Regions from separate parts of the Homo sapiens genome. Here region 2 is linked to region 1. Evidence: read pairs that join two places in POLR2A ChIA-PET (ENCODE). Cell type or tissue: B cell. All regions are shown on one strand.

Region 1 (2,500 bases):
TGGGCGTTTGGAAGCTGAAAGAAATTGCCCCACCCCTCCTAGAACAGGGAGAGTGTGGTGAGGCAGACAGGAGGTTCCCAACAGCTAGGAAGGCCTGCTCTAGAACAGGTCTGGATCTGGACTTTGGAGCCAGGAGCTGGGTCCATGGGGCAGCTGTAGCCCTGCTTGGCTACAGCTGGGTAGGCACAGCTGTGCTCTACCCATTACATAATCTCCCTGCCCCTGGAACAGCTCCCCATTGCCACTCCCAGGACATCCTGCCCCCTGAGCCCCTTTAATGCCCCTAATCTCTCCCCAGGGGCCAAATGTTCTACAGGCCCCTCCATGCACACATCCATACACACACTGTCATCTCTCAGCAGCCTGGGGAGAAGGGATGGGTTGGTCAGGGCCCAGGGGCTGGGCTGTGGTAGGGATGCTTTTGTAGACTGAGCTCCACTTCACCCAGCATTCTAGACTCTTGACATAATTCCTGCAGATGATCAGAACAGCCTACCCACCAGCTCCCTGCCCCACAGCCTTCCCCACTCCAAACCCTCATCATTCCTAAAATCAAGTGCAACTGCTGCACTCAACTCACTCAGTCAACATTTGCTGAGAACCTTCTATGTACCAGGCCCCAAACCCCTCTGTGGCTTCCACTGCCTGTAGAATCAAGTCCCAGCTCCTTAGCATAGAAATCAAGGCCATCATCTTCAACTGCCCAGCACAATAACTAGGAATGTAGGTTTTGCAACCTGACCTTGTGGGTTCAAATTCTGGCTTCTACCACCTGCGTGACCCCTAGAAGGTTAGTTCATTTACTGGGGCTTCAGTTTCCTCATCTGTGAAATGCGGATCAAAGTAACATACCTCAATGGTGGCGGCAAGAAGCAAATGAAATAATGCCTATAAATATATACACCTGACATGTAACTGGCCTACAAACAATAGCCATTCTTATCATTGGGCCCTATTTTTGAGCTAAACTGAACAACCACAGACCCTGAAAACAGTCTATTTTATATCCCCAGCATTTGTATGGTGGCTCCCTCTACCAAGAAAGCCTTTCCTGCCTTGTCACTTTGGCAAACTCCTGATCTTTTATCAGGACTGAATTCAAATGTCACCCCTGTCCACACAGCCTCATGTTCTTTCCTCCCTCCTCTCTACCCCCATAACCTAAGCATGCTGCAGGTTAACTCGGGAAGGGGCCATGGCTTGTCCATCATCAACATCTTGGCACCCAGCCAGAGTCCAGCATGTGGTTTATCCAGTGAAAGTTCAACCCAGCAAAGACAGCAAGGAGGCCAGAGCAGGTTCTATTACTCCTATTTTTCAGATGAGGCTCAGGAGAGTTAAGGGACTCACCGAGGTCCCTCAGCAGGCAGGTGGCAGACATGTGACCATAACCCAAAGTCACGTGGCTGCAAGCCTACTGAGGGTGGGGAGGAAGGGGTAGGTGTACCTAGAGGTGTGGGTTTCTTGAGCAGTGGCCTGGATGACTTAGGGACCCCCCGCTCTAAGGCAGTCTGGCTGCCTCTACTCCCTGGATCTCTGGCTTGGGTGTCATTCTTATGGAACGCCAAACCTGTAAGAGTAAGGGAACAGGCAGCCCTGGAGAACAGACTGGTAGGGGGGTCAGGGGGGTTGTGGGGTGCTGGCTTCCCACTCAGAGCCTGGGTCCTGGGTCCGGGGTCATCTGCCCCTCTGGCCTGACTGCTGCATAGCAATCCTTGAAAGAACACAGCTGTGCAGCCACAAAGATACAGCCACTAATCCTAGCTCTGCCAGCCACTTATTCTGCCCTTGGGTCTGTCATATCACTTTTTATTTTTATTTTTATTTATTTTTTGAGACAGTTTCACTCTTTTGCCCAGGCTGGAGTGCAGCGGCGCAATCTCAGCTCACTGCAACCTCTGCCCCGCTGGGTTCAAGCAATTCTTCTGCCTCAGCCTCCCAAGTAGCTGGGAATATAGGCCGCACCACCACACCTGGCTAATTTTTGTATTTTTAGTAGAGGCGGGGTTTCGCCATGTTGGCCCAGCTGGTCTCAAACTCCTGACCTCAGGTGATCCACCCGCCTCAGGCTCCCAAAGTGCTAGGATTACAGTCATGAGCCACCACGCGTGGCCTCATATCACTTTTTGAAGTCTCAGTTTCGGCCAGGCGCAGTGGCTCATGTCTGTAATCCCAGCACTTTGGGAGGCTGAGGCCAAGAGGCCTCACAGATCACGAGGATCACGAGGTCAAGAGATCGAGACCATCCTGGTCAACATGGTGAAAACCTGACTCTACTAAAAATACAAAAATTAGCTGGGCATGGTGACACGGGCCTGTAGTCCCAGCTACTCAGGAGGCTGAAGCAGGAGAATCACTTGAACCCGGGAGGTGGAGGTTGCAGTGAGCCGAGATCACGCCACTGCACTCCAGCCTGGTGACAGAGCAAGACTATGTCTCAAAAAATAATAATAGTAATAAAGTCTCAGTTTCCTCATCTGTATCACGAGGGCAGGTGTGT
Region 2 (2,500 bases), 150 kb before region 1:
GGAAGTGTGAGCCACCATGCCTGGCCCCAAACCCAATTGTCTGTTATAGCATTTGTAAAAGTATTTGTTAACTATGTGATGTTTACCTTAAACTCAAAACATTTACCAGTTGACAGCATTAGACTCCTAATAATTTAGAAAAGAGAAGAAAACAAATTCTTAAGTTCTATACTGCTTAGGCATTCATATGGGTAGTGCTGGGTACACAGTAATAGAAAGTTGTTGGCAAGAGGTCAAATTTATAAAAGTATATTGAAAAATTATTTTAAAAGGAAAAAGCAAGGTCCAGCATGGTGGCTCACACCTGTAATCCCAGCACTTTGGGAGGCTGACGGTGTAGGATCACTTGAGTCCAGGAGTTCGAGACCAGCCTGGGCAACATGGTGAAAAAACCCGTCTGTATCAAAAATACAAAAATTAGCCAGGCATGGTGGCATGTGCCTGTAGTCCCAGCTACTCAGGAGGCTGAGGCAGGAGGATCACTTGAGCCCAGGAGGCAGAGGTTGCAGTGAACTGAGATTGTGCCACTGCACTCCAGCCTGGGCAACAGAGTGAGACTCGTCTCCAAAAAAAAAAAAAAAAAAATTGAAAAAAGGAAGAAGCAGGCTGGGCATGGTGGCTCGCCCCTGTAATCCCAGCACTTTGGGAGGCTGAGGCGGGTGGATCATCCTGGCTAACATGGTGAAACCCCATCTCTACTAAAAAATTAGCTAGGCATGGTGGAGCGCACCTGTAGTCCCAGCTACTCAGGAGGCTGAGGCAGGAGAATAGCTTGAACCTGGGAGGTGGAGTTTGCAGTGAGCTGAGATCAGGCCATTGCACTCCAGCCTCGGTGACAAAGCAGGACTCCATCTCAAAAAAAAAAAAAAAAAAAAAGGAAGAAGCACATTTCACTAACATGGTATGGTGTGCTAGAAACTTGCCTGTGACAGTATATGTCACATTTTCTTCCCTAGACGAGGAAAATCAGGGAGATAAGGTCAGCCTAAAAGTTGAAAGAATATAAAAACAAAATGAAAGCAAACAAATTGGGCAGCCTCTTGGGTCTGTCATTATAACACTCAGAGGAGACTAGCTCAAGTATTACATGGGAGGACAAGGTGCCTGGGTGATCACCTGGTGCTCCAGTCTGTGAATCTCCTGGGTCAGAGTGCCTCAAGAAGGAAGCCACAGTCCTCACTCCAGACCAAGTTGTGTGCCAGTGATGTACAGTACTAGGAATCCTTCTTCCATGGGGAGCTATTGAGGAGCAACTCAGTTCCAAAACAGGGTTTTCCAAATTGCCTCACTCTATAAGCTTCCCTGAGGGCCAGGCATTAGGAGAACTTGCCTGGTGTACCTGTAAAGGAAAAGGAAAACAACAGAGGCCACAAACCACAATGATGTAACTAAGTATGAAAGAATTTGTAACAAAAATAAAAATAAATTTTGTTGAATTATTTCAGCTTTACACTTAAAAATCAGAGACCAAAATTCCTTTTTGAATTTCTTTTTCTTTCTTTCCTTCCTTCCTCCCTCCCTCCCTCCCTTCCTTCCTTCTTTCTTTCTTTCTTTTTTTGTTTTGTTTTTTGTTTGTTTGTTTTGTTTTGTTTTGCTTTTGAGATAGAGTCTCTCTCTGTTGTCCAGGCTGGAGTGCAATGGCATGATCTTGGCTCACTGCAACCTCCGCCTCCCGGGTTCAAGTGATTCTCCTGCCTCAGCCTCCCGAGTAGCTGGGACTACAGGCGAGTGCCACCACGCCCAGCTAATTTTTTTTTTTCTTTGTATTTTTAGTAGAGACGGGGTTTCTCCATGCTGGCCAAGATGGTCTCAATCTCTTGACCTCATGATCTGCCTGCCTCGGCCTCCCAAAGTTCTGGGATTACAGGTGTGAGCCACTGTGCCTGGCCTTTTTTTTTTTTTTTTTTTTTTTTTTTTAAGACGGGTCCCGTTTTTTCACCTAGGCTGCAGTGCAGTGACTGGAATGCAATGGTGTGATCATGGCTCACTGCAGCTTCGACCTCCTGGGTTCAAGTGATCCTCCCACCTCAGCCTCCCAAGTAGCTGTGACTACAGGAGCACACCACCACACTGGGCTAATTTTTCTGTTTGTTTTTTTGTAGAGATGGGGTCTCACTATGTTACCCAGGATGGTCTCAAACTCTTGAGCTCAAGCAATCCTCCTGCTTAGAGGTGTGAGCCACTGCAACTGGATCCTTACTGAATATTCTAAACTTTTACTTTGTTTTTTTTTTTTTTTTTTTTTTGAGACAGGGTTTCACTCTGTTGCCTAGGCTGGAGTGCAATGGCACAATCTTGGCTCACTGCAACCTCTGCCTCCCGAGTTCAAGTGATTCTCCTGCCTCAGCCTCCTGAGTAGCTGGGACTACAGGCAGGTGCCACCGCGCCCAACTAATTTTTTTGTATTTTTAGTAGAGACGGGGTTTCACCATGTTGGCCAGGCTGGTCTCAAGCTCCTGATCTCAAGTGATCCACCTGCCTCGGCCTCCCAAAGTGCTGG

What was found. Peaks named below come from ENCODE experiments on the same cell type or tissue, not always from the same donor. Only the 100,000 strongest peaks of a DNase experiment are listed, where the experiment ranks them.
Region 2: POLR2A ChIA-PET joins it to region 1 with 7 read pairs; 15 of 35 experiments call an interaction of 5 or more read pairs at or near these places.

Annotation. Positions count from the first base shown.
Region 1 is chr1:26,533,038-26,535,537 of GRCh38, reverse strand. The region is part of intron 1 of RPS6KA1 (ribosomal protein S6 kinase A1); the gene reads right to left. Among named protein-coding and RNA genes, the nearest start is that of RPS6KA1, 4.5 kb to the right of the region's middle. In B cell, no CTCF peak of the experiment used is centred here; a DNase peak (open chromatin) is centred at 1,427.
Region 2 is chr1:26,681,469-26,683,968 of GRCh38, reverse strand. No RefSeq gene overlaps it. Among named protein-coding and RNA genes, the nearest start is that of ARID1A, 13 kb to the left of the region's middle. In B cell, no CTCF peak of the experiment used is centred here; no DNase peak of the experiment used is centred here.